2 separate regions of the Homo sapiens genome follow, and region 1 is linked to region 2. A link is an interaction called in ENCODE POLR2A ChIA-PET data of the cell type or tissue named here. Cell type or tissue: MCF 10A. All regions are shown on one strand. Links, peaks and the distances in the headings refer to the core of each region. The heading gives the core; the rest is flanking DNA. Region 1 has its middle 25 kb from the start of DUSP1. Region 2 overlaps ERGIC1 (endoplasmic reticulum-golgi intermediate compartment 1).

Evidence for each region. ChIA-PET counts read pairs that join two places held together with the same protein. Peaks named below come from ENCODE experiments on the same cell type or tissue, not always from the same donor. Only the 100,000 strongest peaks of a DNase experiment are listed, where the experiment ranks them.
Region 1: POLR2A ChIA-PET joins it to region 2 with 5 read pairs; 8 of 35 experiments call an interaction of 5 or more read pairs at or near these places.

What each region holds. Positions count from the first base shown.
Region 1 is chr5:172,790,788-172,801,099 of GRCh38, reverse strand. No RefSeq gene overlaps it. Among named protein-coding and RNA genes, the nearest start is that of DUSP1, 25 kb to the right of the region's middle. In MCF 10A, for the core only: no CTCF peak of the experiment used is centred there; DNase peaks (open chromatin) are centred at 5,509 and 6,809.
Region 2 is chr5:172,882,878-172,893,189 of GRCh38, reverse strand. ERGIC1 (endoplasmic reticulum-golgi intermediate compartment 1) reads right to left here. Exons shown (of 10, transcript NM_001031711.3): 2 at 4,430-4,491. Among named protein-coding and RNA genes, the nearest start is that of MIR10523, 27 kb to the left of the region's middle. In MCF 10A, for the core only: no CTCF peak of the experiment used is centred there; a DNase peak (open chromatin) is centred at 6,039.

The sequences.
Region 1 (10,312 bases), core at 3,499-8,498, 92 kb after region 2:
GCTCACTGCAACCTCCACCTCTCAGGTTCAGGTGATTCTCCATCTCAGCCTCCCGAGTAGCTGGGATTACAGGTGTGCGCCACCATGCCTGGCTAATTTTTTTACATTTTATTTTTAGTAGAGAGGGGGTTTCACCATGTTGGCCAGGCTGGTTTCGAGCTCCTGATCTCAAGTGATCCACTCACCTCGACCTCCCAAAGTGCTGGGATTACAGGTGTGAGCCACCGTGCCTGGCCCTCACTGCCTTTTGAGAAGCAATTTGACCTGAAGGATGAGAAGGACCATGGGAAGATGTGGGGAAGGGGGTTCTTGCTGGTGGGTTCTTAAGGCAGGAGAGTGTGTTCTGTAAAATGGGATAACAATAAAGATTGCCTCCTACAGTGACAGAGAGGATGAAATGAGATATCATCAGCACAGTGCTTGGGACAGAGCTTGGCTTCCGGTAAACACTCACTGAATGCGGGAGGACAGTGTTCGCATGCGTTTGGCCACCAGAATGTCACCTTCCTGAGGCAGGGTCTCTATATCTGTCCCAGCTATATTTCCAGAGCCTAGAAACAGTGCCTGGCACCCAGTCGGCACTCAATACATGCTTGTTGAAGGCATGAGTGAGCTGATTACATAACCATCTTCTGGTAACAAACCCAGGGAGAGAGCTCCAGTGCCCCGGCGCTTGGTTCCCACGGCTCAGTGCCGCAATCTGTTTATTTCCCCACTCACCCTGCGCAGCCCTAGCAGGCAGTGACTGCACAGAGCTGATGACTCGGCCTAGTACTTCTCTAAATGCTGCCTGGGGCTGGTGGAATCTCCAGGGCCTGGCTCATCAGGGTGAGCTGATGACTTGGGGCCCAGTGCGGCCCACTTTCCCGTTAGCTCAGCCCGGGTCAGCGGGCTGGCTCAACCTTCGGGTTCTGTCCGGGGAAGGGAACAGAACATTCGGCCCCAGGCAGGAAAGACGTTGCACAGGCCCCTGAGAAGCGAGCCCTGGCCTGTCCCACTCCACTGCCTCTCTTTGTTTGTAGCTCACTTCTCTCCTCCCTCTGACCCTGAGGCTGCCCTCATCCTGGAAGATGATGGGGCTGTCCCGAGGAATATAGGCTTAGAGCTGGGGGCAAATTGATGGACGATCTAACAGTACCAATGTGCTGGACCCACGCTCAATCACTTAACTGAGCACTTACTCTGTGTCTGTTCCTATGCTAAATGAAAAGGTTGAATTTCACTTACTCTAAAGAAACACCCAACTATTTCCCAAATACTCTGTTCTTTGATGCCGCTCGGCCTTCACATGGGTTGTTCTTGTTTCAAATGCCTTTCCTGGTAAGTACTCAACCTTCAGCACCCAGCTCCTCTATCACCTCCTCTCAAAAGCCTTCCCCAGCTCACCCAAGACAGTAAAACCACAGTCTTTCCTGGGACCCCCAACATTTAGGCTTGCGCGTCTGTCTCGCACTGCGCCGTGGCACCTCCAAAGCCCAGGCTGGGCTCCATTCTTCTCTTGATCCTGGGGGTCCTTCTCCATGCCCAGCACACAACAGGGGCACTGCAGATGTTGGCTCCTCCCTTCCCAGTCCCTGGCCACTTCCTTTCCATCTCTGTATGCCCCTCGTCCCTTTGTCTGTGTATCATATTTTTGTTTTCATTCTAAGAACAATGCTCATCCTGTTATAGTTATTTGTTAATGTAAGTGGAATGACACAAATGAATCAATGACATTTGTCATTGTCTGGCAGGACACCACACAGGAGGTGTTCAATTATTTGCCTAATAGAATCCATGGTCACCTCCAGCAAGAAATCATCAGAATAGGTAGAGAAGGAGAGGATGAGGCCAGGACAAGGAGGAGAACAGAAGGTGCTGGAACTAACATTTTCTGACCTATGTGTGTCAGGCGTGTTTCATTTATTTCTCACCATAATCCTATTATGATCACCCTTCTTATGGATGGAAAATGAAGGCACAGAGAGGTGAGGTGACTTGCCCAATATCACACAGCAAGTGAGTGGCAGAGCTGGGGTTTGAGCCCCGTCTACCAAGCCCCACCCGTTGGACAGGGAAGGTGGAGTGTGCCTGTCGCAGAAGAGTGCGCAGAGAAGCAAGGAGAGACTGCAAGACACTGCAGGGAGAATGAATGGGTCAGACCCAGACCCCGGGCTGCACAGTCCCTGCCTTCCAGATGTTCTCTGTCATGGCTCCCCGGACAGATGCCCCCTGGCCCGTAGAACCGCCCCAGACTCCTCCAACACACTTAACCACTTTCCGTGGAGACCACTGTGCTTTTCAAGGAGCTTTTTTCTAATATTGACCCCAACCTATACAGTTCCCTTTCACTCCCTGGACCAGGGTTTGGGTTACCTTAACCCCTCAGGATTGCACAACGCCCACTGAAGGCTTCAGGAACCCACAACTTCTCAATAATGCTGAACTGGGTGAAATTTCCCAGTAGCCACCTCCTCCGCCTGACTAATGCTTCTTAGCTTGGCAATGCAATGTCCTATTTTTAAGGAACCCAGTCATTTGGTTTAGATTCTTTATTTGTTTTATTTTAATGACCTTCTGAATCATTCATTTTTCTACTTTTGAACTGATTCACTCTTCGCCACTTCCTTGTATAGAAATCCAACCCCTCCTTTAGGGCTCAGCACCAACACCCACCTTCTCCCGAAAATTATCCTCATACCATCCTCTCTCCAGGAAGAAGTATTCCCTCCCTCTCCCATTTCTGTGCCATTCATCTGGTATTTATTATATTGTCATGGTCATTATCATAATGATAATAATAATAATAATAATGATATGCCAGCTACTTGGGTCATTGCTTTTCATTTTTATCATGACCCCAGGAAGAAAGTGATTATTATTTACATTTTACAGAAAATGAAACTAAGCCTCAGGGAGTTTATACCTTTTGCTCAAGGTCACACAAAGTAAGTGATGCAGCTGAGGTGCTAGCCAGCTGAGCCCAACTCTGAAGCGAGTGTCTTGAAAGGCAGCTGTTTGCATGGGGTGCCTGGTACTGTGATGGGGGCTTGGGATGATTGCGCTTGGGGCTGTGATTTTGGTTTTGATGTCTGTCAACCCCCGCTGGAGACTATGAGCTCCACGAAGTGTTCTGTTTCCTGTTGCACTGTAAGTAATCAATATCTGGGAGCAAATAGCTGATGTTCCATAGACATCGACCCATGGCTGGAGGACTTCCTGTCCTTTCTATAGTGTTAGCAGCTTGAAGCCTTACACAGTTTTGCATTTCTTACAACATCAAGTGCTGGGTAGCAATCTTGATCAATGCTCATTGAATGAAGGAAGTAAGGGACAGGCATGGGCTTGGGGGCTTCCAGTGAGCTTATTTTCTAGCTGAAAACATTCGGTAGGAAATTTTCTAGAATGATCTCTATAGCTCAGGATGAATACTGTCAGATAAGACCTCCTCATCACTTTTTTCAAGTTAAAGTAACAGAATTTATAGACTAAGGGTTCAGTTGAGTTTAGGCAACACACATTTATGGATGTCTACTGTGGGCCAGACGCTTCACTCAAAGACAGCTGTGTGAGCAACCAGCCAGGCAGAGGGCCTTTGGGTGTCCACCCTCGCTCTCACTCCTTCTGGGAGGCAAGCTCCCTAGTGCCCTGAAAACAGGCAGAGTTGGAACCTTGGAAACTGGGGGAGAGAGGGGATAATAGCCATGTCTGGTCAAAGAAGACCAAGCAGTAAAGATCTCAACCTCGTCTGGGCACGGTGGCTCACGCCTGTAATCCCAGCACTTTGGGAAGCTGAGGTGGGCGGATCACAAGGTCAGGAGTTCGAGTCCAGCCTGGCCAACATGGTGAAACCCCATCTCTACTAAAAATACAAAAATTAGCCAGGCATGGTGGTGCACGCCTGTAGTCCAGCTACTCGGGAGGCTGAGGCGGGAGAATTGCTTGAACCCGGGAGGTGGAGGTTGCGGTGAGCCAAGATGGCACCACTGTACTCCAGCCTGGGTGACAGAGCAAGACTCCGTCTCAAAAAAAAAAAAAAAAAACAAAAAACTCAACCTCCCAAAGGCCCCTGAGAAAGGAAACCAAGCAGCAGTGGGAGACCTGGAGGCTGGCTCATCTCTCGTGGGGCATGAAGAGGGCGGGCCTTGGCCACCAAGGGGCCACAGAAGAACTGGATGAGGTGGAAGAGGTCTAGGAAGGATAATAAAAATGAGAGGCCAGTTGGAGGTGGCACATGGAGACAAAGAGGTCCCCTTATCCTTCAATTTCATGCTTTTCTCCTCAAATTCTGTCTTGTCTGCCATCCATATTGCTAGCCCTGCTTTCTTTGTGTTTGTGTTTTCCTGATACTCCTGTGCCCAGCCTTTCACATGTAACCACGAAGGGATACTTTGTCTCTGGTAGGGCTTCTGTTACCAGCATCTCATTGGCTTTTTGGTTTTAGGGCCCAAATCACAAGCTTCACCTTTTGATAGGAGTGGTCTCTCGGGGAAGCAGAGAGCCCAGTGGTTAAACCTGGCCTCTTGGAGCCAAGCTGCCTGGGCTGGACGGTCACCTGACAATCTGCTGACATCTATGGGGCCTCTCCTGTTTCCACCCTAAGGACAAGGGAGAGCATCCCCCCTTGGCAGGCCACGTGACAAGAACATTCCATTGGCATGCAAGGGACCCCCACATTTGGGGTGAGCGATTGGCCCTTTTTAACTCAAGAGCATCTTGACTGCTGGATTTGGCCAGAAGGGCAGGGATCCCTGCCCTGCTTCTTCTCGCGTGCAAGGATGAGACTCTGACATGCTGATGAAGTAATAGTAGTAATAGTACTAGCAGCAAACACTTACTTGGAGTTCACTGTGGGCCCAGCACTGTGCCAAGGCCTTCCCCATTTCATCTCGTTTGCATTTCTCTATATCGGGATTAAGAGCATGCGCTCTGAAGACAGACAGCCTAGGTGTGAATTTCAGCCATGCCACTTACTGGTTCGGGCAAGTTACTTTACTTCTCTGGGCCTCAGTTTCCTCACCTATAAAATGGGGTGAATAATAACACCTGATAATAGATCCTTTACACACAGTAAATGGCATATAAATATTACTATTCTATTTCAAAAAATCTAATATCAGCTTCCTCTTTCCTCGGCTTGTGAAAGGTAAATATTTAAAAGAGAAAGCTGATAGAGGGAACGGTTCATTTTTCAGAGCTTCAGGCAAAAGGGAAGGGACTTTTGCAAGAAGGAAGACATCAGAGTGGATCATTGTGGCCTGCATTTCCAAATGGGGAAAGAGAGGCTCAGAGAGGGTGAGTTAGTTGACCGAAATCACACAGCCAACAAGCAGTCGAGAAGGATTTGAACTCAGGCCTATCTGATGTCATAGCTCATGTCCTTGATTCCGACGCTATATAGCCAGTCCTGGTGGTCATGGAAAGATCAGGCTCCTGGCCCCACATTGAAAATGGAAATATGAGTCACCAGCCATCCCTAGGGGAAGCTAGGGAGTGAAAAGAGCTCAACTATGGGGCAGAATGTTCCGCCAGATGCTGGGGAGTGGCTGCCAGCACCACTCAGTCTCCTTCACGCCAAGGAAAGGGAGGAGGAGACAGCATGGAGGAACAGGGGTCGCAATCCATCGGAGCGCAGCCTGGAATGGGGCCACGACTTGGTGGGTGACGTCAGGCTCACACATCTGGCCTCTGGAATGCTGAAGCCTTGGAGGATGGGCCCAAGTTTCTGCTTCTCCATGCAGCAGGTTCCTCCTCTGAAATAACCCAGGCTGCTTTGTCGAGAAAAATCTCTGACTTTCTAGGCTCTCCTAGACAAACACAGATGATGATGTGTGAAATGTGCCTTCAGTGCCTGCTGATGAAGAGTAGGTCTCTGTAGAGAAAACATCAAAAGAAGAAAGGTTCGGGGTCAGCCAGCTCTGGGATGGATTCCTGGCTGTGTGAGCCAGGCCAGTGCTTTGGTTTTCTTTTCTTTTCTTTTTTTTCTTTTCTTCTTTTCTTTTTTCTTTCCTTTTCTTTCTTTCTTTTTTTTTTTTTTTTTTTTTGAGGGGGTAGTTTTGCTCTTTTTGCCCAGGCTGGAGTGCAATGGTGCAGTCTCAGCTCACTGCAACCTCCACCTCTTGGGTTCAAGCGATTCTCCTGCCTTGGCCTCCCAAGTAGCTGGGATTACAGGTGCCTACCACCATGCCCTGCTAATTTTGTATTTTTAGTAGAGACAGGGTTTCACCATGTTGGCCAGGCTGGTCTCGAACTCCTGACCTCAGGTGATAAGCCCACCTTGGCCTTCCAAAGTGCTGGGATTACAGGGGTGAGTCACTGCGCCCAGCCACCTTTGTTTTCTTGTCTGTGGAATGAGGCTCCTCTTCCTCTTATGCAGGGTCTGGAGAAGAGATGGCATGTAGAACACCTGGCACCAGCTGGATGTCCTGTCAATGCTTGCTGACTCCCTGTCTGAATCCATGGGCAAATGAGTGGGTGTGTTGTATGGCGTCCCAAAGCACTAGTGTGCCTAGGTAGGGGGCTACCACCTTGCTGACCGGCCTTGTTCGAGGCATCGTGCCTGACCTTCCTCTTCTGGGTCCAGTTACCACTTTGCTCCAAGGAGAACAAGGTCTTTTCTGGCCTTTTGAATGAGGAGAAGCTCAACCTTTTTGCTCCTGTTCATGACCATTGATGGGGCCTCACCTAAGATTTGATGCTTGCAGTGGTTCTACCCGGGAAAGTTCGGGACTGGCCGGTGTGACTTAATGAGATCAGTGATTCATTTTGGTCCCAAAAGGAACAAAAGCCCAGGTCTTCCCAAGGCCCCTCTGCTCTAGCTGGCCTGGTCCCTCCGTCAGGGAATGAGTCACCATCTTTCTCATGGGTGCTCCTATTTTCACTTTGCCTGGGCCTCCAGAAAGCAAACAGCAGCTTCCTCTTTTCTTTGCTCTTAGGGGTAAAAGGCAAGTATAATAGAGGCCTGAAAAGAGCAAGTAAGTCGGCCTTCCGTGGCGGCTGCTGGAAGGAAAAGGCTTCTCCGTGAGGGACCTTTGAACCAGAGCTGCGTCTCTCATGCGACCTTTTCCTCTGCCTGGCTGGAGGCAGGGCCTGCAGGCTGAAGTCCAAAATCCTTACCCAAAAGTGGAAAAACAACCCACCCTCTCCAGTCTGCTGGAATTTTAAAAAGCGTCCTTGATAATATTATTTGCCTGGGGCACCACCGAATGATTCCCTGCTTGGATAAACCATTCGACCTCAATTTCCTCATCTGCAAAATGAAGCTCCTCATCCCGAGCCAGGAAATTGTCACAGGCCACAAAGAAGATAACGTGGGTGCATCACGGAGCAGGTGGCCCAGGTGGGAAGAAGCCCCTGCTTGAGCTTCAGGGAGGAAGGAGCAGTGGAGACGGTGTGACCTTCCATGGTCTGTGCCTTTCTTCCCTAGAGCTCAAGTTTATCTGGAGGTCAGACCTCTGGCCAAAGGCTAGACCCTTAGTTACCTGGAGTCCACTGTAGGCCCAGAGTAACTGAACAGGAATTCTGAGGAGGAACTGGGAGTCACAAAGCCCAGGTCACATTTCTTTGAAGCCTCAGCTGAGACCATTGGCATCAAAGAAGATAGAGAGTAGAGGCAGAATGTCCTCAGAGGCCACCATCTCAAACAGTGGGATGAGGGCTGAGTCACTTCCCCTCTCTGGGCAGCGGGTTTTGGTTTTTCTTTAATCAATGAATGGGAGATGAAAATTCCTCCTTCACAGAGCAGTGGGATTTGGGCATGGTTTGGTGATTACGTCCAAATTGGCAGAATGAGGGCATCTCATCATGTGGAACCTGCTTTGCTCATCCTTATGGTTGGGATGATCATAATTCCTCCCCAGAAGGGATCTGTGATGATTGAATGAGACGCTCCTGCCACGCGCTTATGGCTGGTGGATCCGAGCATGCAGTAACTGATAGCTACCATGATACAAACCACCAAGTTTAGTCTCTGGCATAAAACAGGTGTTCAATAAATGCTCGCTACTGTTGAGGACAACGATGCTACTAACAGAAGACGCAAAAATAGAATAACGGAGTCTGTGCCATCAAAGAGGCAGTGGAGATCACAATCTTATTTTAGATCATCTGCTACCTTACCACGAGAATGTGGAGGCCCCAAGGGGAGAGATGCCCAGCCTGAGGCTGCCACAAACCACAGGCAGAGCCAGGATAGAAGCCCTGCTCCACTGCCCAGGGCTCTTGGCTGACCCCACTTCACCCAGCACTCTGGGGCCATTTAGAGTAAGGACGCTCATGGGCCTCAGTGCCCCCACCCCCAGGAATTGCTGGGTGACAGCCCAGGGCAGGAATGAAGGGGCTTCAGACGGACTGGAGTCATCTGGAAAGATCCAGAGGGAATTAGCAGTAGCAGCAGAGGCCAGATGCAATGGCTTATGCCTGTAATCCCAGCACTTTGGGAGCCCAAGATGGGAGGATTGCTTGAGGCCAGGATCATCCTGGGCAACATAGTGAGAACCTGTCTGTGCAAAAGACCAAAAAAAAACCAAAAAAATTAGCCAGGCATGGTGGTGCACACCTGTAGTCCCAGCTACTTGGGAGGCTGAGACAGGAGGATTGCTTGAGCCGAGAAGTTTAAGGATGGAGTGAGCTAGGATTGCCACTGCACTCCAGCCTTGGTGACAAGAGCAAGGCCCTGTCTAATAAATAAATAAATAAAAATGTAAAAACCAGCAGCAGCAGGGAAGAGCTGACACCGTTTAGAAAGCTCTGCTCCAGTGAGTCACGGTGACAGCTCCTCTTTGGAAGCAGTGCAGCTCTCTGGGACCCCACATGCATATACAGGCATGTGCATGGCTTGGAGACAACGATGGTGGAGGGCAACAATGGCCACCATTGGGTGAGTGCTGACTGTACTCCGGGCCATGCCAAGTGCATATATCTCACTAATCCTCATGGCAACCCTAAGGGGTCAGCACTCCAGGACCCAGCAAACTGAAGCACAGAGAGGCTAAGGCACTTTCCCAAGGCCCCACAGTTGGTCCCTGGTAGAGCTGGGATTTAAACCTGGACAGTGTGGCCCAAAGCCTGTGACCCTCCACATCAGCCTGCTACCCTAATAAATCTGCTACCCTAATAAATCACGCCTGTGTCACCCTCCTCACCGATTCACATGGTTTCCACCTCTGTGACCTCACGGTCTCCTGGTGGGCAGCCCCGTGAGGCTCCAAGGGTCCTACCCCTGTGCCCAGCACCAAGTAGGGTCTCACTTGCGCAGCGGGTATTTCCAAGCCCTACCACATGCCAGGGCCTGAACCAGGGAAGATCAGCTTGGTGCTGGTGATCATGGGGCAGAAATCAACCTGTCCACAGTCTGTCCCCTCTTGGGCACTGGAGGTGGGCAGGGTGGCCTCAGTTGGAGTGCCCAGCCAAGTGAGGGGCATGGCTGGGGTCAAGAGCTGGGCATCCTGGTCCCTGCCGAGTGCCTGCTGGGCACCTTGGCCAGTCCCTGCCCCTCACTGGGCCTTGCTTTTCCCTATCAGAATGAAGAAGCTGGGTGTGGGTGGGGGTGGTCCTGGCAGGCTCTTTGAGCTGGCCAAGGCAGTGGGGGTAGGACCCGCCTGAGGCCCCCGACCTGGCTGGCATCAGCCTTAGGCTCTGGTCTGAGAATCCAGCTGGCAGCCCTCAGCGGGTTCTTCTGGGCCAGAGCAGGCAGCCTGCTCCCAGGCTGGCCCCACCCGAGTCTCAGGCTGTGTCTCACATCCTTGGTTGGCCCCATCACATGCTGGCTCACAAGGTGATATCAAATATCCCTGAGTCCCTCCTCTGAGCTGAGGCCCTCACACCTCCGTCCTGACCTGGGAAAGTTCTCCTTCTGTCTGTGAACTCAGGAAGTTCAATAGCAGCAAAACATCTCCCAAGACACTGGGTCTGCTCTTCAAAGTCCCTTTGCAGACAGCTCCCCATTTCCAATTAGTAATGGCAGGTACCATTTATCAAGCGTCGCAGGTGTGAGGGGACTTTATATGCACCTCTTACCCTTGAACCTTCATAATCCCCTTTGTGGTACTATTATTATGATTGTATTTTACAGATGAGGAGACAGAGGTTCCAAGAGGCAGAAGCAATCAAGCAGTAACAGAGTGGAGAAGTGAGAGAGCTGGCAAACAGTGGGGGTGGGGGATGGAGGGGAGTCCTCACTCCAGAGCCCAGGGAATTTCCTTCCTATGTCTGCACTGCTGCTCTCTTGCCATTCAGAGTACCGACTCTGCACCAGGCATCCTGCTAGGTGTTGGTGCTGGGATGCACAGTGAATGGGCCAGGCCTGACCCCTGCATGAGCCACAGTCTACCAG
Region 2 (10,312 bases), core at 3,288-8,287:
GGCAACAAGAGTGAAATTCTGTCTCAAAAAAAACGAAACAAAACAGGATGTGTTCATGAAGGTCAGTGCTAACTTGGATGGGTTCAGGTCTCCTAGCTACTTTCCGTGTTCATGCTTGTAGACGTGTGTCCCAGGGTTCTAATTCTATCCACACCAGAGCACCAGAGCTGGGGGGATGGGATGGAAAGGCCTCCTGAAATCTGTGTGCTTTTTCAAGGCTCGGACTAAGCCTGGTCAGCCCAGCAGGTGGACACAATAAGTGCCAAGTCTACTCGGCAGAGACTCAAGTGGTCCAAAGGTCCCGATCACACGCATTCATGGCGTGTGTTACCCTTACCCCAGATAGAGGAGGAGGACAGAGACCAGGTCACAATGCCACTGTGGCCTCAGAGACTAGCACAGTGCCTGGCTCAGAGAAGGTATAAAATAAATATTTATTGAATGAATGAATAAAAAACACAACAGGAGGTAAAAACTATTTCAACCAGAAAGGCCTTCTGATACTGAAGGCTTGATGAAGGTTTTTCAGTCCATGTTTGGGCAAGACTCTAAGGCTCTCTAACTCCAGACTTCTTCTGAAACTGACTCAGGCATCGGACAGTAGGAATGTGACCCCAGGAGAAGGCTTGATGGTAGGAAACCTGGTACGGCCAGCCAAAGGGGGCACTGGACCTGAGACCCAAGGCTCCGAGAGGTCAAGGAATTTGTCCAAGGTCACACAGTCACGTAAGTGGAGGAGGCAACATTTAAACCCTGAGCTGTAAGTCTCCAATGCCCTGATCTTTCCTTCAGTTATTAATAGCACCCATCACAAAGTAATGAAATGGTGTGTGTCCAAGTCAGCCCGCCCTGCCCAGTCGTGTGCTCCTCAAGGACAAAGATGGAAGCCCCGTTCATCAGCACAGTCCCAGGGCTTGGCATGGCGCCTGGCCCAAGGACCTGGTTAATAAATATTTATTCACTAAATGGTAGCTAAGGGCTGGCTTCCTATGCCTCACGCCTTTCCTCTTGTGTAAGGAAATTTGCTGTCTCCTGTGCTGTGGCTGAAACTGTCTATCAGACCATGTCCCTGGAGGGCCCTTTGGCAGGACCTTGTAAGTTTCAAAAAAAAAAAAAAAAAAAAAAAACATACTCTTTAACCCAGTAATTCCTCTTCTAGGGAAGTTACCTTACAGAAATAACTGTACAAGGATACAAAAAGATATGGACAAGGATCTCCAACAAACCAGAATGGGGAATGTCTACCCTCAGGGGCTGGCCACAGGCCCCGTAGGTCAGCCAGATAACAGAATGTGACACAGCTGGAAAGAAGAATGTGGTGGCTGTTTATCCGCTGGCAGGAAAGGTGCCCAGGATGTATCAGCAGAAGAAAGGCAGGGGAAGAACAGTGTGCAGAGTATGCTCCCTTTTGTGTTTCAAACAGTGATATAGGTATATCAAAGCCTAAATAGGCCAGGTGCAGTGGCTCATGCCTGGAATCCCAGCACTTTGGGAGGCCGAGGCAGGCGGATCACTTGAGGTCAGGAGTTCGAGACCAGCCTGGCCAACATGGTGAAGCCTCGTCTCTACTAAAAATACAAAAATTAGCTTGGCATGGTGGTGGGCATCCGTAGTCCCAGCTACTCGGGGAGGCTGAGGCACAAGAATTGCTTGAACCCGGGAGGCAGAAGTTGCAGTGAACCGAGATCCCACCACTGTACTCCAGCCTGGGGGACAGAGCGAGACTCCATCTCAAAAAAAAAAAACAGCCTAAATATATTTTTTAAAACTCTAGAAAAATACACACCTGACTGTTAAACATACCAGACAAGGGAGAGACTGCAGAGATGGAGAAGAGGGAAGAGGATGGAGCCACTGGTGGACGGTAGGAATGGGGCAGGAAGCCTCATTTGATTTTTTTGGATCAGGTTCATAAACTACCAAGGCTCTTTCCTCTCATGGTCCCCTCCATATCCTTTCCTCGGGAGTCAAGGCACAAAGCTGCACAGCTTCTCAGGCCACAGGCCCTCATGTGTTGCAGGCTCCGGGAGGACAGTGAGAAGAAAAGGAGAGTCATCCATGCACTGAGGGGTTAGTACGTGCCCTGCACAAGACACATCCCGGGACACATTTAATCCCCAGATCAGGAAACTGAGGCTCAGAGAGGGGAGTGACTTGCTCAGTCACACTGCTGCTAAATGGGAGGATGAACCTTGCTCTGCCCGAACACAGAGCCTGTGTGACATGCATCCTGCCACGGGGCTGTGCTGTCCCTTCCTCAGGGCTCTCAAAGGCATCTTGCAGCTTCAACAAGCCCAGCCGGATCCCCAAGGTCCTCCCCCAACTGAGAATGGCCTGACCTGGGAGAAGTGGACTCCAATATGACCGACTGCCCGGCCCAGGACCCTGCTCAGGCAGCAGGGCTGGGACCATCAGGGGGGCAGTTCCCTCTCCCACACCAGGCACTAGGGGGGCTTGTGGGGTGCAAGGAGGCCCACCTGAGTATGAGTCGTGGCTCCATCTTCTGTGAGCTGTGAAATTTCAGCTCACCTCTCTCAGCTCATTTTCTCATTGGGAAAATGAGGCGAAAGCATCCCCTGTTTGCAAGGTGGCTTTGGTTTGTTTTTAAAACTTTTTACTGTAGAATAATCATAGATGCAAAGGTAGTACAGACAGTTCCCATACGCCCTTCACTGGGCTTCCCGTTATGTTAGCATCTTACATTTGTCAAAATGAAGAATTGAACATTAGTACAGTACCATGAACTTGGCTACGGACTTTATTTGGGCTTCACCAGTTTTCCCACAAACTCCAGATTTCTGTTCCAGGAACTGATCTGGGAGTCCACTTTGCATTTTCATCCTGGGTCCTTAGTCTCTTATCAGTGACAGTTCCTCGGTCTTTTGTGTTTTTCAAGGCCTTGCCATGTTTGAAGAGTACTGGCCAAGTATCCTATAGAATGTCCCCTGACCTGGGATTGTGAGTTTTCCTATGATTAGACTGAACTGTGGTTTTTTGGTACGATCCCATGGAGGCAAGATGCCTCCATGCATCCTATCAGGGGCTCACGATATGCACGTGGCTTATCACTGGTCATGCCAACCTTTCTCACTTGGTTCCTCACTGGCACTTGCCATATTTCCTCAGTAAAGGCCTTATTTTTCCTTCCCATTCTCTATTCTTTGAAATAGAGTTACTAAGTCCACACTCAAGAGAGGGGAATTAAACTCCACCACCTGGATGGGAGAATAGCTACATACACGTTGAGTATCCCAAATCTGAAAACCCAAAATCCTAAGTGCTCCAAAATTTGAAACGTTTTCAGTGCCAACATGTTGCTCAAAGGAAATGCTCACTGAAGCATTTTGGATTTCAGGTTTTTGGATGTGGGATGCTCAACTGATAAGTATAATGCAAATATTCTAAAATCTGATATCCAAAATCTGAGACACTTGTCCTAAGCATTTTGGATAAGAGATACTCAGCCTGTATATTATTTGGAATTCTTCTGAATGGATTTGTCTCTTCTCCCCCATTTATTGATATCAATTAGGACCCACAGAACTCTTTCTTAATTCTCTGGCTTCTAAGCCAATAATGTCATTATTTATTTTATTACTCAAACTGCTGCAGGCTGACTTTCAAGTTGGCTCCTAGGTCCTGCTGACACCAGGCACTCCAGGCTCCTCTATCTTTACCCTGCCTAGCCCTGAAATCAGCCATTTCTCCAAGGAGCCATGGTTCCTTTTATTGAAGAATGGTCTTTAGAACCCAAAGTCTGGATGAGATTGTGATTTTTTTTTTTAATGGATAAAAACATGCTTTGGTGGAAAACTCAAATCATTTTTAAGGTATAAAGAGAAAAGTAAATCTCCTTCCTACCCCTGGGCCCAATTCCTCTCCCAGGGGCAGCTACTGTTTTTTTTTAGATGGAGTCTCGCTCTTGTTGCCCAGGCTGAAGTGCAATGGTGTGATCTCGGCTCACTGCAACCTCCACCTCCCTGTTTCAAGCGATTCTCCTGCCTCAGCCTCCCGAGTAGATGGGACTACAGGCATGTACCACCATGCCTGGCTAATTTTGTATTTTTAATAGAGACGGGGTTTCAGCATGTTGGTCAGCCTGGTCTCGAACTCCTGATGTCAATTGATCCACCCGCCTTGGCCTCCCAAAGTGTTGGGATTACAGGCGTGAGCCACCGCGCCCAGCCTGGCAGCTACTCTTGACAATTTCTTTCATGTCCTTCCAGATGGTGCCTGTGCCTTGAGGGGTTACAGTGAGGATAGAGAGTAAGTGAGGAAATGCTTGAAGGGCCCCCGCAAGATGCTCAGCATTTCTTTCCTCCCTCCTGTCTTTCCTTCTTTCCTCCCTGGCCCAGATGATCTGCACAGAGAGAGCAGGCACAGGCAGTGGAGATGGGGCAGAGGGCATGGCCAGAGGTTGGCTACTCACTAATGGCCCCGGTGTACGTTGGCTGCGTAAGGTCCTTGGGCACCTTCCTGTAGATGTCAAACCTGTGGAGAGCAAATGGAACAGGAGTGAGGTGGGCACAAAGGGTGGGTCTCAAGGCAGCAGGCAGTGGTGCTGGCTTGTGTGACACATGGTTCAACAAACCATGGTTCTTCCCACAGTTTTTCTGCTCTTTCAGGACACTTTCTCCAAGATGCTTCTCTGATGGAACCCCTGCTCCCCACAACACCCTTAGATCACATCCCCTTGTCATCTCTTCTTCATAACATTTCTTTTTTTTTTTTAAACAGGGTCTCGCTCTGTCACCCAGGCTGGAGTGCAGTTGTGCAATCTTGGCTCACTGCAACCTCTGCCTCCCAGGTTCAAGTGAGTCTCGTGTCTCAGCCTCCCAAGTAGCTGGGACTACGGGCATGTGCCACCATGCCTGGCTAATTTTTGTATTTTTGGTAGAGACGGGGTTTTGCCATGTTGCCCAGGCTGGTCTCGAACTCCTAAGCTCAACCGATCTGCCCACCTTGGCCTCCCAAAGTGCTGGGATTACAGGCGTGAACCACCAGATGACCCTCCCACTCATCGGTGGGTCTTCCATCAGAGTGTAACTTCTGCGAGAGCAGGGGCCTAGTTAGGTTTTGTTCCCTGCCACGTTCCCAAACCCTAGCATGGGCCTGGTGCAGAGTAGGCACTGGATAATTATGGAATGTATGGAACCCCTGAATCGGGGGTGACTCTGACGCTAGAGGAAGCAAGGAAACGCACAGCCCTGCTCGAGTTATGTGACGATGCTGCATTCTTGCTCCACGTCACCTCTCCTCCCCCTCTTCCCTTTCCTGCCTCCTCCTGTTTCCACTCCGGCTGCACCCCCCAGCTCCTGCTGTCTGCCTCATGGAGACTCTTCTTAAGAATGCTAAGGCATGAGGTTAACAGAAAGTCCTGCCAGGAGCCCACGGTCTTAGCATCAGCTGGTGATGGCTCTGGTTCCTGTCTTGTGTGATTTCTTTCCCTCACAGAAGCAGACAGATGTCTTTCTTTCCTATGGATCCCACCAGAGCACAGGGAAATCGTGTGGTGTAGTGGGAGAATTCAGGGTTTTGGAAATCAGACAGACACAGGTTTAATTCTGGCTCTGCTTCAGCTATTTAAGAGTTAAGACCCTGGAATCAGACTACCCTGGTTCAAATCTCGGCTGGTCCTCTCGTTCACCATGTGACCTTCAGCAAACGACTTCACCTCTCGGAGCCTGTTTCCTCCTTTGTAAAAATGGGACCATTAGTACTAGACCCTGTGAGGCCACGGAAAGGAGTGAGGGAAAGAAGTGTCTGTAAAGGATGTGACGCAGAGAGCTCGCAGGGGAGGCTCCCCACACACTTGGCTTCGTTTCCTTCACTTGAACCTGCGTAGCAGACAGTTCTCCCACAGCAGAGTTTGATCGACAGAACCCTCCTTAGTCCACACGGCATCCCAGCTCTCAGACAGAACTTGACTTGCTGGAGAGGCCGGCGGCTCCAGCCCTTGGGGGTGACAGGCTGGTGTGCGGTTCCTCTTTGGTGATTGGGAAACAAGAGTATGCCCAGCTAAACCCGACGCAATGCCTTGGAAACCTTGCGTAAGGGCCGATGCTTGAATCAGTGTGCTCACCCTAATTACACGTGAAACATGCTCAGTTTCCTAAGACCTCAGGGGAGAAAAATTCCTGCGGGCTGCCAAGTTCAAAGGTACCACTTTCTCTGCCGCCTGCTTAGCTCCCAGTCACCTGTGCTTGTGCCCCTGAGGGTACTAGAAGCTGGGGCTGGGGTGTGGTCGGGAGGTTGGGGGTCTCTGCAACTCACCTGTCCATATTTACTCATATCCCTTAGTCAGAAAGTGGGGGCCGCTTTAACACTGAGAGGTGTGTGAGAGGTAAGAGCATGTGCTGTGGAATCAGATGCCTGGGCTCAACTATGACCACTACTGTACCACCCTGGGACCGTCACTTAACCTCTCTGTGCCTCAGTTTCTTTGTCTATAAAGTGGGGGCAACAACAGTAACTATCTCACAGCATGGTGGTGAGGCTCAAATGACTGAGCACATATAAAGTACTTAGGCAGAGCCTGGCACCCCAGAAATGCCACGTGGATATTTGTGGTTACTATTATTATTAACGCTTGTTTGACAAACATTTACGCAGTGCCTACTAACACACCCCCTCTTTTAGGCCCTTAGGCAAGGAGATAAAAATCAACCCTTGGCCCAGTGAGTTTGTAGTTTAGCGGTAGAGGCAAAGAAAGGGAAGGAGAAGGTAGTGGCATCCTCATCACGAGGTGCTGGATTAACTCAGGAGGGGGTACCTGACTTGGCCTGGGGTCCTCGGTGAAGCTTCCTACAGGGGGTGATGTGTGCACAGAGCAGGAGGGGGAGAAGATGGATGGGTGGAGGGAAAGAGCAGCCCAGGCAAGGAGAGGAGCAGAAGCAAAGACAGAGTAGGACCGAATCTGGGAAGCTGGGCGCTGTCCTCTCTCCGGCACAGGGTACAGCCCGATGTGCAGGGAGAGGAGGACGGAAAACTGGGGCGGGGCTGGAGGAGAGGGTCCTGAGGGCCAGGCTGTGGCTAGGGAGTCTCACACCAAGTGTCGATGGGGGCCGGCGGGCGGTCTACTGTGGGAGACTGTGAGAGGTCAGCAAATTTGGGAGGTAGGGGTGGGGAGAGGGAATGGAGAGAAAACAAACCAGCAGGCGGCCATCACCGAGCCCCAGCTGACACCTGCCAGGTAGAGATGCGGGCTCAGGAGGCCAGACCTTCTGAGTGTCCAAGAGAAGCCAAAAATGTGGAATTTTACATGGAAGTTCACCATTCTCAAATGCTGGGCCAACACTCTACAGGACAAATGAGACGCGTCTGCAGATGACATGAGGCCTGGGGCCTAGGCGGTGACCATTTGAGCGGAGAGGCCTTGCGGAGCTGGAAGAGGATGTGGTCCGCCTCGTGTCATAGGAAGGCCAGCCTGGGCCAGTGGGGAGGGCATGTGGGTTCTCCTAAGACTGGAGAAATGAGCAGCAGGAAAGGGCTGCAGCGGGAGGGGTCTCGTCCTCACTCCACCCCAACTTCGTGTTAGACCTTCAGAAAATCCCTGGCCCTTGCTGGGCCTCAGCTTCTCTGAGTATGAAATGAGGGGGTGCACAGGGGATCTAAAAGTTCCCATGCAGATTAAAGCATGACAGCCGTGTCCTGGGGCTCGATACCCCAGGTGGCTAACAGCCCAGCTTTTGTCCAGGTCACCATCAGGGACCGACAAGCAGAAACTGGGCCTCGCAGTTTAAAAAAATACAGAAACTGCTGTACACGATGGCTCTTGCCTGTAATCCCAGCACTTTGGGAGGCTGAGGTGGGAGGACTGCTTGAGAATAGGAGTTTGCGACCAGCCTGGGCAGCATAGAGAGACCTCATCTCCACAAAAAAAAATGAACAAAATTAGCTGGGCATGGTGGTGTGCGCCTGTAGTCCCAGCTAGTCAGGAGGCTGAGGTGGGAGGATCACTTGAGCCTGGGAGGTTGAGGCTGCAGTGAGCTAAGATGGTGCCAATGTACTCCAGCCTGGGTCACACAGTGAGACCCTATCTCAAAAATATACATAAAATAAAAATTAAAAAATAAAAAATATAAGAACCATTGTTTCAAAACTGGAAGTCAGAGGCTGCTCTGGGTGAGGAGGCAGCAGTGGCTCGGGGCAGAGTGTCTAAGTTCAGTCAGGGTGAGGAAGAGAGAGATAGGAGATTGTTACATACAGAGAGACTGGTCAAACATGTACATGTACAAGGATAGTGGGGCCAGGTGCCTCACTGTCAGGGAAGGGAGGTGAAAACATGGTATTATAGTGGTAATGGAAATATCAGTATGAATTAATCATTTTCAATATACCCAAACACTGAAATATGCACATGTATATATACGTATCATATATACATACATTTCCTAGCTCTTTCCATAGAGAAGATCCAGCAACAGCAACAGCCCAATAGCAGTGAGTGTAACGAGCACCCAAACCTTGGCTTCTAATCACTATTCTCTACTTAAAGCAGTCAGAGCTCCTTGGAATGGCTGATTCTAGGCTGGGCAGGAAAAATACAAGATGGGCCTGGAGCACCTTCTTATGTCAGAAACCAAGAAAGTGTTCAAAGAATGAAAAGGACATGTCAAAAGGACAAGAAGAGGCCAGACACAGTCAGTGGCTCATGCTTGTAATTCCAGCAGTTTGGGAGGCCCAGGTGGGGGGATCGCTTGAGGCCAGGAGTTCAAGAAAAGCCTGGGCAACATAACAAGACCTCATCTCTACAAACAACAACAACAAAAAACAACAACAAAAGTTGGGCGTGGTGGTGTGTGCCTATAGTCCTAGCTACTCAAGAGGCTGAGGTGGGAGGATCATTTGAATCCAGGAGTTTAATGCTATGGTGAGCCTTGCACTCCAGCCTGGGCTACAGGGTGAGGCCCTGTCTTTAAAAAAAAAAAAAAAAAAAAAAAAAACTTGGGGTTCCCACTGGCCGAAGAATAGACAATGTGAGCATCAAAATAAATAACAATCATCACAGATTATAAGCCATTGGATAAAACAGAAAGGATAAAACATACATAGAAATAAAGAAATGAACAAATCAAAACTTTGATAAAGACAGGATATTGACATACCTTCAAAGCACTTCCCCCAGAAAACGCTTATTAATTACAAAATGGAAAGAGTAACTGTGCAGTGGAGAAATTTGGCAGACATCGTCTTTTTGATGGGGGCTGGAGGGACAGGGTCTCACTGTGACCCAGGCTGGAGTGCAGTGATGTGATGACTCACTGCAGCCTCAACCTCCCAAGGCTCAGGCGATCCTCCCACCTCAGCCTCCCGAGTAGCTGGGACTACAGGGATGCACCATCATGCCTGGCTAATTTTTTAATTTTTTTGTAGGGATGGGGTTTTGCCATGTTGCCCAGGCTGGTCTTCAACTACAGGGCTCAAGCGATCTGCCCGCCTCGGCCTCCCAAAGTATTGGGATTACAGGCATGAGCCACTGTGCCTGGCCCAGGCATCATCTTAACCAGGTGAAGACAGTGGGCACCGGAAGCATGGAGACACATCGGCACCCTGTGCCTCCTGATATGCCGCACTGAGGAGGGCACAGCACCACTTCTGGGGGATCCTGCCTAAAAGGTACAGCTTCAATCTAACAATGAGAGAACATCAAACAAATCCAAAGTGAGGGGCAGTCTACAAAAAAACAAAACAAAACAAAACAAAAACTGGCTGGCATTTGTCAAGAGCACTCAGGTCATAAAGCACAAGAAAAGATGGGGAAACTGTCACAGATTGAAGGAGACTAAAGAGACATGACAACTAAATCCAATGAGATCCTGGATCAGAAAAAGGCCATCAGGGGACACCTGAAGAAAGTTGAGTACGATCTGCAGATTGGCCGGCAGCACTGTCTAATGGATTTTCCTGCTCTTAATCATGGTATTGTGATTATGTAAGATGTTAACATCTGGGGATGCTTGGGTAAAGGGCATACAGGAACTCTGTACTATTTTTGCAGTTTGGCGGAAAAGTCTGAAATTATTTCAAAACAAAAAGTTAAAAAAGTATTTCAAATGGAAATTTAAAAAAACATGAAAGACAGAGATGCCACTTAATCACACTTAGAGCATGCCTATAATCCCAGTTACTCAGGAGGCTGAGGTGGGAGAATCACTTGAGACCAGAAGATTGAGGCTACAGTGAGCTATGACGACTCCACTGTACTCCAGCCTGAGCAAAAGAGTGAGACCACCATCTCTAATAGTAATCATCATCATCATCATCACCACCACCCCACTTAGCCTGTTGTCTTCACATATGGCTGGTCCTT